2 separate regions of the Homo sapiens genome follow, and region 2 is linked to region 1. Evidence: read pairs that join two places in POLR2A ChIA-PET (ENCODE). Cell type or tissue: HCT116. All regions are shown on one strand. Links, peaks and the distances in the headings refer to the core of each region. The heading gives the core; the rest is flanking DNA. Region 1 overlaps RAD51B (RAD51 paralog B). Region 2 has its middle 190 kb from the start of RAD51B-AS1.

Region 1 (5,382 bases), core at 188-5,187:
TTCTACCATTTACTAGTTGTTTTAACTTCAGAGCACTTCATAATCTCCATAGCCCATTTCTTCCATCTGTAAATTCAGGGTAGTAATACCCACTTCACAGTGTTATTGTAAAAACCCACCTCACAGCATATTATAAAGATGATGTTTGTATAGCTCTTATCATGTGCCTGGCATAAAAATGGCAGCCGATAATGTTATTATCAGCATTCCCTGGAGCGGCTATTATAGAAAGCACAGAGGATACAGTAGAAATGGGTAGGAAAGAAAGTTGCATAGCTATAATTTAGACGTCAAACCATGACATGTAGCCTCACTTTTGAGCCCCTCTAGAGTCTATTGGTTTAATCTTGGCACTTGAACAGAATCATTGCCTCCAATACCTTAAACCGTTCTCAGTCCAACACCACATTTGTTTCCACTCTACTGTACAAGCTCTGGAGGATAGTTGATCCCTCTCATTCACCAAGTCAATCACTTTCTGTATACCTGCTCATGACTTTAGAAAAGTCTTAATTATAGATTTCCCAATATAAGGATGATACTACTTGAAACTCATCAAGACCCAGTTACAGTTTGAGGTGGGTTAACAATTAAGAATGATAATTTTAATTATTTTAGTATCTGTGGCCCAGTGTCATAGACTGAGGAAGGTGGGGTTCAGGAAAGCCAGTCAATTATAAGCTATATCTGCAGGATTATACCTTAAATTGGTGAATAATTATTAAGACCAATAACAACTAACAATTAATCTCTTTGGGATTGAGTTTCTTCATGTATAAAATGGGGATAATAGTACTTACCTTACAAAGATGTTGATAATAAATGCATTTTTATTAATACATGCACAGCACTTTAGTACTTAGCAAATGGTCAAGTACTTGATGAATGCTAGCTATTATTGTTACTGTCGTTGTTGTTTTTAAATACTATTGAATTGGAAATCAGTAAATTAGTAATCTTATACAGAATCATTTTTAAGTAAGAGATCTTTTCCTTCTGAAGGAAAGAAAGTTTAAGAGGTCTGGCCAATCCTATGGGTTTACAGCCATGTGAAGCTGAGAAGAGAATTCTGCAGTCTCTTCCCCTAAATTGTCCCTTTGTTGAAAGCCTTGTGGGCTAACTCTTCAGCCTGCAAGCAGAGTGTGAATGTGGGAAGACATCCTGTAGTTCTAGTTTGCTGTTGGCATTGGGTTCCATAATGAAGGTCTCTGGACCTCATAAACAGTGCCATGAGAGGAAAAATTTGCCAAAGTTCAGTTGCATATCAAAGAAAGCCACAGAGCCAGAGAGCTCCCCGAGGACCCACACAGCTGCTTTGTCTACTGCCAAGCCATGGCTCTAATGCACGGATATGCCTGTGGGCCAAGAGCCAAAGCCACAAAGTTCCACCAGTTCATTTAGCCTTGGCATTTCAGTGTACTGAGGGATCTGTTATTTGGGTTGCTGTCTCATTATTAAGGGGTAAAAACAGAAATATGCCCCCCCATCACCAGAAAACTGGTTTACTAAAATCACCACCACCACCTCCACCCCATCCCTGCTCCTACTGTGAGAACAGTTCTACTGTCCTGTGTGACAAAATACAGCAAATGCCAGTTTTTCTCACTGGTGACCCCTGATCACTTTGTGGTCATTCTTTCCCATGGAGCTGACTTGGATGGGCCAGTTTCTGCATCCCAGGGTAGGTGCAGCCCTGTGGCCAATGCCACCACTGCTGAGTCTATCTTAAACCCTATCCCTCTAAAATAAAACACTCTGGATGGTTTAATTTCCATTCCAATAGCTTTTCAAATTTTCCCTAAACCTCTTTCACCTCAAAACACACACACACACACACACACACACACACAATTCACAATTCTTTCCACCTGTGGAATTTGCTTATTTCCTCAAACAATGCCCCCTAATCCAGTGACTACAACTTTTCTTCCTGGAAGTCATGATGATTTGAGCTCTAGAAATGTCCCTGAATGGAGAGCTATGTAGAGGACTTCGCACAAGAGAATACTGAAGTTACAAACAGTAGCTTGTCATCTTTGGAGAAGTTTTATTTAAGTCAACAAATACAAGTTGGGCATCTGCTCTGTGCCAGGCACTGTGCTGTGACTTGCAGCTGGCATGACAGGGAGGCAGTCAGCAGGTAACTGAACATAAAACCATGTGCAATGAGAGTCCAGAGAACACCCGTTCTTCATTCTTTACAAGAATGTAAGAGATAGAATCATGAAGGCCATGCCATGGAGAACAGGCTGAAAAGTTCTAGGCACTAATATACACTTCAAAGTCATACTGGAAGCATACAAATATGAGTACATAATGCTTTATGAGTAAAGAAAAGGTACCTAGCACTACTATTTCTTATCCATGAATTCGGTTTGAATATTCAAAATTCATCCCTCACTAGAGAAGCTTTTATTCTTGAAAGCAGAAAGTTTTGTTTTTTTTTTTTAAACACAAATTCATGTTTTCATATAGGAAAATGCAGTCCTTGAGAAAAAGTGACTTATTCAAGGCTAGGCAAAGTTGGTGTCCCAAAGGCTGAAGGTGGACAAGCTGGGGCAGCTCTCAGAATTCCCATCTTCTGCATTACCATCAGACCACCCTGCCATAATAAAACCAACCCCATGTCTTGGTTTTGAGCATTTGAAAAATGGAAAGAAATGTGACATTTTCCATTTGAAAATGGAAAGAAATGTGATAGGGAATCTTAGATTCCCTGGCTTTCTGATTACTTGCAAATCCACATAAGGCTCACATATCACCCTCCTCTCATTTGTCAGCATCTGAATTTTTTTGGTCATCATGTGAGTGATGAAAACTTAAAAGCTACGTTGATATGTATAGCATGTGGAAAACCACTCCCAGGTTCCTTCTGCCCTGGAAGAGTCAGAGGCACATGCGCACATTTCTTATACACCCAAACAGACCTATTCGTCCACTCGTGAACACATTCAACATCATCAGACACTCGTTCAAAAAATAGCATGCTATGTGCTGACTCGATGGGAAGCCACAGGCTAAGTTCTCAGACCCTGGCCAAGAAGAGATGGGATCCAACTCATCCCTAGACCACAGGAAAAATACTTTCAACCACAGAGCTGGCCGCAAAATATTCTTTTTGTAGGAAACAAAATGTTTCCAGCCCTGGGATTTTCTTTTCTTTATTTTATTATTTTTCAGTCCTTTCACTGTTATTGAGGAGGAAAGGCAAATGCTTAAGCAAGAGGCCAAGTAAACATCGAAAGAAACCAAAACCAGGACTCCTTTGCTGGGAGAGTGGAACACAGGGTGAATGAGCAGTGCACTGCATGAGGCCCAGGCCTTGTGAAGTTTCAGGGGGAGCAACAACCTGGGTCATTCTTTAGGTGTTCACAGCCCCAGTTTCATTCCACTTTACTGCAGCTCCTCTTATTGATTAAGTCGGCTTGGACAAGTTACTTAACTTTTCACAGCCTCCACTTCCTTAAGTGTTAAGTGTGAATAATAATAATAATAATAATAATATCACAGGTTAGCATAAAGAATAAATGAAACATACATAAAAGCTGCACCGGCCGGGTGTAGTGGCTCATGCCTGTAATCCCAGCACTTTGGGAGGCCGAGGCGGGCGGATCACAAGCTCAAGAGATTGAGACCATGCTGGCCAACATGGTGAAACCCCATGTCTACTAAAAATACAAAAATTAGCTGGGCATGGTGGCATGCACCTGTAGTCCCAGCTACTCAGGAGGCTAAGGTAGGAGAATAGCTTGAACCCAGGAGGCGGAGGTTGCAGTGAGCTGAAATCGCGCCACTGCTCTCCAGCCTAGCAACAGAGCGAGACTCTAGCTAAAAAAAAAAAAAAAAAAAAAAAAAGCACAATGCCTACTACATAGTAGGCACTCAAGAAATAGGATTTGTTAAGGTAGTTTCAGTAACTCTCTCAGATGCTGCTAGAGAACTATTTTCATGAACTGTTAGAACACAAAGATTCCTTAGAGACTAATACTCCAGACCCCATATTTCATAAATAAGAAAACAGTCCTAGAGAGAGAAAGGTTGTGACCAAATCATCCAGTCAGTAGTAGGCCCTGGGCTAAGACCCTGCAGACTGGACGCAGAGTAAAGAGAGTTAAAGTAATTCACATCATAGAATATATTAACACTACGTGCTGTTGACTGGCCATGGATCTCAGACTTTGTATCTTTAAGAATTGCCCAGCAATGTAGAAATGCAGATTTCTAGACCCACCCCCAAAGCTGCTGATTTAGTCTGGGAAGTCCAGGAATCTGAATTTTTAACAAGCTCTGCCAGTGGATTCCAAGAGGTATTCCTCTGACCACCTGTCAAGAAGTATTACAAGAGGAAGTCGTCAGCCAAATAAATAACTGAGCAGAGTGTTAGGGTTATATCCTATGGTTTAGCACAAACAATGTGGCCAGCGCCCGTTGATAATGAGACTTTTCCCACTGTATAAAATAGTAACTGAGGTATAGCATGGCATTGCTTCTTCTTCATAGAACCAGAAAGTGAAATCATCTTCTAGATCATGAAATTCTCTTATAGAAGGGGAACCTGTGACTCAGAGTCATTTGTCCAAGATCACATATCTAATTAGAAACAGAGCTAGAATTTTACTTTAGAATAACATTATCTTTTTTGCAATGGAAAAATTTTTCCAGGTACCCACATATGAAGACAGTAGTTTATGTATGTATGTTATATACTAGAATCCATAAATTAATCTTTTTTTTTTTTTTTTTTTTTTTGAGATGGAGTCTTGCTCTGTCGCCCAGGCTGGAGTGCAGTGGCGCCATCTTGGCTCATTGCAAACTCCTCCTCCCGGGTTCACTCCATTCTCCTGCCTCAGCTTCCCGAGTAGCTGGGACTACAGGTGCCTGCCACCGCGCCCGGCTAATTTTTTGTTTTTTTACTAGAGACGGGGTTTCACCGTGTTAGCCAGGATGGTCTTGATCTCCTGACCTCGTGATCCACCCACCTCGGCCTCCCAAAGTGCTGGGATTACAGGCGTGAGCCACCGTGCCTGGCCTAAATTAATCTTAATCTCTGAAATAATTAAAAAATTATGGTCTTCTCATGTTATTTCTGGTGCTGTGAATTCACTTCATAGGCTCCCTTGTAGGCTAATGAAGGAAACTTGGTCAGAAGAAAGAACTAACAATGTCATACAAAACTGAACACTTCAGAGACACAGAAACTGTAGTTACATTGTTGCACATGACCTACTTCCTTTTCATTAAAATCTTGCTCTTTTCATATAAAACATATATCTGACCCCAAGGTCTATAAAGTTCTATGAGTCATCAAACAACTACATAAGTATCCTGGTTAGTGATTACTGTGTTAAAGCATTTGTGGACTTGCAAGACACATCCCAAATA
Region 2 (5,382 bases), core at 100-5,099, 54 kb before region 1:
CGATCTCTGCCATGAGAAGTTAATGTATGAGGAACGCAAGAGGGAAGAGACTCCACAGCACAACGTTTAGGAAAGTTCACCTCAGACCCCAGCAGCAAGTCCAGGGGCTGAACTCAGTTTTCTAGACGACCAGATTCTCTCTCTCTCCAGTCATTTCATCTCTCTGGGCAACCTGACTGCATTAGTTTTCTAGGGCTGCAGCAACAAAGTGTCACAAACAGAGTGGCCTAAAACCACAGAAATGTATTCTCTATAGTCCTGGCAGCCAGAAGCCCCACATCAAGGTGTCTGCAGGGCCAGGCTCCCTCTGAAGGCTCTTGGGGAGACCTCTTCCTCGCCTCTTCCAGATTCCGGTGGCTCCAGGTGTTCCTTGGCTTGGGGCTGCTTAACTCCAGTCTCTGCCTCCGTAGTCACACTGCCTCCTCCTCTTTGTGACTGTCCTCCTCTGTGTCTCTTATCAGGATGCTTGTCATTAGATTTAGGGCCCACCTGGGTAGTTCAGGATGATCTCATCTCAACATCCTTAATTACCTCTGCAAAGACCGTTTATACAAATCAGGCCATATTTACACGTTCTGGGGGTAAGGACATGGACGTATCTTTTTGGGAGCCACCATTTAACCTACTGCATCCACTAACCCTGCAAAATATCACATTGGATTATGACTAAAAAGTCAGGATAAGACCTCTCACCTGGGGTGGGTGAGGGGCTCACTCCTCTCCATGGTAACATCAGTGCTTCTTTGCTTAGTCTCAAGGAGGGGTCATGATCCACCACCTTCAAAGAAAAATCTAGCTCTTCATTCTTTACTCATTGGCAGGGAGTGAAAACAAGTTCTTTCCGCTTAGTAAGAAACATTGCATCCAATGGGGGACTCAAGTCTGTGCTGAGTCCCAGGGCTTCCTGTTCTTAGTTGGATATGTTGGGATTTCAAAACCCATTGTGCCCCTTAGGCTTACGAGTGCAAAAACTCACATGTGATGAGCCCCCTTCTGGCAAAGCCCCACCAGAAACATCATTCTCTCAGTGCTGAAACCCTTCACCTTCTCCTCTTCTTGCCAACCTCCAGAGGCCCCACACTCACTGAAAAGGGGGCACAACTCTCTTTTCTCAAAGGCCTCCTCTAGCCTTGCTCTCTGACCCCTGTTGTCTATTTCCTCCTTCAGCCCCTTATTCAACCATAGAGATCCATGTGTCATAGGAAAGACATTGCCCAGGGGTTCCCAGTCCCCTGCTGGGAAGGGCTTTCCTCCAAAATTGCTGACAGTTAAGCTACCAGACGGCAAGGGAAGACAGATTATAATACAATGCATTTTTTGTTTCTTCCAATCAAATAATACTTCTATATACATTTAGTATACGTCTCAGCTCCTTCCAGGTGGTTTTAAGAAAAAAGCCAGTGTTATGCCCTTTCCCTCTGATGAGTCTAATTGCATGGGGCTCTGGTGGTGGCCCTGCTTTGCCCTTCAAGAGCATCTATGAATAACTTTGTGTTTGTAGGTTTCTTTTTAAAGGTGTTCCTCCTATTTCTGGCTCACAGATGTTGACAAGTAGCATGTGTAGAGTTCAGTCTGCACAAATCTGGGAGCTCTGAACACTAGATCCTATATTCACAGAGTCCCCCACCACTGGAACCTGGCTAGGGGTAGGAAAGTCACCGTAACCCTACAGTCCTGTGGAAAGGGTAGAGTAGTGGGGACTAACTGGAAAGAAGTGAAAATAAGACAAAGTAGCCAGTGGAATCTCCAGTCTGCCCCTTGCTTAGCTATGGAGAGCACAGCAAGATGATGGGTGAAGTCCACTGCTTCTCTGAACCATCTTTCAACTTGTCTGCTGAGGGTCCACTTTCTCTCCTTTCTCTGCCTGCATGTTTGTGAAAAATTTGTGTCTTCACGTGGAGACTATGAGTTTTGTGTGCATGGAACAGAGCCCTCTAGAAGGGTCTTGTGCCACTTTAAAATGTGACTCCCAAAAAATCTGACCTGTGCTCATACATTGCTGATGGAAATACAAAATGATTCAGCCATGTGGAGAATAGTATTGCAGTTCTTCAAAAAGTTAAACATAGAATCACCATATGTCAAGTAAATCCACTCCTAGGTACATACCTTAAAAAATTGAAAATAGGTTTCAAATAAATACATGTGTATGCAAGTTCATAGCAGTACAATATTCACAATAGTTGAAGGGTGGAACCAGCCCAAATGACCACTGACGGATGAATGAATGAACAAAATGCAGTATATCCTGACAATGCAATATTATTCAGCCATAAAAAGAATGAAGTACTGATGCACGCTACACCATGGAGGAGACTTGAAAACATACTAGTGAAAGAAGACAGACACTATATGATTCCATTTATATGAAATATCCAGAATAGGTAAAGCCATAGCAACAAAGTAGATTGGTGGGTTTCCAGGAGCTGGGAGGAGGGGGAAATAGGAACACTTGCATAATGGTTATGGGTCTTGCTTTTGGGGTGATGAAAATATTTGGAACTAGACAGAGATGCTGGTTGCACATCATGATATCTAGTTGCCACGGAATTGTTTACTTTAAAATGGTTAATTTCATCTTATATAAATTTCACCTCCATCAAAATGAAATATTTTAGAAAGAGAAAGTTAAAAAAAAAAAACCTATGTGTTCCACGAACACAACCCAACCCTTGCTCTCATTCCCATTTCCTGTTCCCTGTGTGCCCATTGTCAGTGCCATGGTATCAAATCAGTGCCCATTGTCAGTGCCATGGTATCAAATCAGCTTATGATGCAGATTACTGTTGGGCTTGTTCTTGATCCTACTTGTGAGATACATCCTCTAGAATTCCATGACTTAAGCTGAGTCTACACAGTAGCAACCAAATGTTTTAGCAGAGAACGATGGGTGTTTCACCACAAGACTCTTTCCCAATATTTTGTTTCTGTGGCAGAAAAGCGGATTTTTCTTGGCAAGATGAACAGGTTTGCACATTTATCTGTCTCTAGGAATTTCCATAGGCTGCAAGAAGAAAAAGAACATGAGTGTCAAGATACCTAGAAAAAGATGTTGAAGGCTTGCATAAAGCCTACTGAGGCTAAAACTGTTGTTTATTGAAGTTATGGGGAAAAAAGTTCATGCCCCCATTCTGTTTGTTCCAACCTCATTTGAAGAGTTGAGAGAGAACTTGTAGTTTCGTGCTTCTAGAACAGAAAAGATTTGGAATTTCAAAGAGAAAAATGCCCATAGGGAGAACTGGGGACATGGAGATGCCCTGTGTTAACTAGGGCAGAAAGTTGTAGTCTGTTGATGGAACTGTCATTTACTCATGCACCTGAACCCTTGAAGTCATTCATGAGGGTGGAAATCAGCTTCTTCCAAGCTCCTGTTAATGTTGATATTTTGACCTCCTCCTATGAATCACGAATGTTCTTAATGGAATTCATTCATTCACTGCATATGGTCCTGCCATGCGCCAGAAGGCAATAGGCCAGGCCACTGGATGGAGAAGACCCCATCCCTGCCTTGCTGCATAAGCAGCTCAGTGAAAAAGCCAGGCAGACATACCAGGAACATCACAGCCATACGGCAAGTGCTCAGACAGAGGTATCAGGCCATGGGAGCACCAAGGAGTCACTGCATCTGGGCCCTGTCAGAGGTGGGGACAGTGGACCCCAGTGTTAAAGGAAGATGGTGACAGGAGACCAGCATTACAGGCAAGTAAGCACAGCATCCACATTGGCCCAGAGGCATGGACACAGGTGGCATATCTGGGGAACACTGCTGCAGAGAGGAGAGGAGGGAATATGGCTACAAGAGGAGAGGAGGCTGCCGGGGCAAGTTGGGGCCAGGCTGGAAAGGGTCTTACATTTGACCCATTTTTTCCGGTGACTTTTTCCTTTTTATAGGAACAACAGCCAAATATTTGTCATAAATCATTTTCCTTCATCCTGTCAGTAGCCCCCTTTTACCGATGAATACACTGAGGTTCAAAAAGGTTAAGTAATTCCAAAGAGGGATGGACACATCACCGTTTGTGCATGTTTGACACACTGTTTGTCAATGACTGAGTGGTTACTGCTGGGGGAAGGCAGGATGGAAGGATGGGACCAAAAGGACAAAGGCGGCTTTAATTGCATCAGTAACATTTCATTTCTTAAGCTGGGTTTCGGTACATGGATGCTCTTTGTGCCTTTTTGTGTGAAATTTTCATAATGACTCTTAAAGCCACTGGACTTGCGTGTTAGGGCAGCATCTTTGCTTGAAAGGAGGCAGTGTCTGAGGCTGAGGGTCCCTTGAGAACACAGGGGCAGCCCTTAATATCCAAATGCTTGATGGGTTTTTCACTGTGGTTAAGAGGTAAGTCACTATTTATTCCACCTAGTCAAGGCCTCAGAGCTGACACTTCTACAGAAAAAGCAGGACAGACAGGTTTGATTCTCCTGGTTCCCTTGAGCAGGAACTGAATGTTTCCCATCTAGGGGCATATGAGCAGAGAGGAAGGGGTCTGAGCCCCACAGTGTGTCGTCAGTTACCACTTCTACGCGCTTGGCAGCCCGTGCTTCGAGTTCCTTTTCAACTGCGTTTCCCTTCAAGTTAACACTGCTTCCTCCGCTAGAGCATCCTGCCCCTCCAGCCTAGCCCTGAGAAGGAGACCCAGCCCCCTGCCTTCCTGGCATGCAGAACTTAAAACAAGAGCTCTCTGCCATCGGACATCCTTACCATTTCCAGCTATTGAGTATAATCAGGTGTGCCAGGATCTGATTTCAAAGCCAAAAGCAAAGGGGCTCGGAGGAATCCTCTCTCGGTTGCGCCAGTGGAAGACAAAGGGGTCTGAACAAACAGGATGCACTGAGAGCTGTAGAGAGCACTCCCCAGCAAGTGGGGTGGGCAGGATGCAGGGTTGGAATAGTTGACCTGTAAGCCTGGGTGTTGGCATGTGAGGCAGTCATGCCCAGGAGAAGCAAGGCAGGGCATGAACAGATGCTGATTCATCTGACAGCCTCTCTGGATGGTTCCTGGTAGACAGTCATGCTCTTCCAGGGCCCAGGGAGTTATATAATCTCTGCCTGAATAGAAGATCCCGACTCTGGCCGTTCACCTTGCAGAGAATGCTGACATTTCTAGAAATCAGAGAAAACCCACTATGCCTTGTAGGGCAGATGAGCAGTACTCAGGAATCTACAAGCGAGTCAGAACTGATGCGCTGTGGAGCTGGAGAAGACCCACTGGTTGCACCCCAATGTCTGGGTCCTGATGGATCCATTTTTTTCTGTCCCTGTTTCTATCTCTTATCACATACTCTGCTTGCTGGGCTTGGGAACCTACATCTAGTAAACTTTCCCGATCATTAACTGGATAAAGAGTTAAAAGTCATTCCAGAGAACACGACCCTTCTT

What was found. ChIA-PET counts read pairs that join two places held together with the same protein. Peaks named below come from ENCODE experiments on the same cell type or tissue, not always from the same donor. Only the 100,000 strongest peaks of a DNase experiment are listed, where the experiment ranks them.
Region 2: POLR2A ChIA-PET joins it to region 1 with 6 read pairs; 6 of 35 experiments call an interaction of 5 or more read pairs at or near these places.

What each region holds. Positions count from the first base shown.
Region 1 is chr14:68,440,909-68,446,290 of GRCh38, reverse strand. All of the region lies in intron 9 of RAD51B (RAD51 paralog B), which reads right to left. Among named protein-coding and RNA genes, the nearest start is that of RAD51B-AS1, 240 kb to the left of the region's middle. In HCT116, for the core only: no CTCF peak of the experiment used is centred there; no DNase peak of the experiment used is centred there; H3K27ac peaks cover 2,543 bases.
Region 2 is chr14:68,494,746-68,500,127 of GRCh38, reverse strand. It overlaps a transcript of RAD51B not described here. Among named protein-coding and RNA genes, the nearest start is that of RAD51B-AS1, 190 kb to the left of the region's middle. In HCT116, for the core only: no CTCF peak of the experiment used is centred there; no DNase peak of the experiment used is centred there.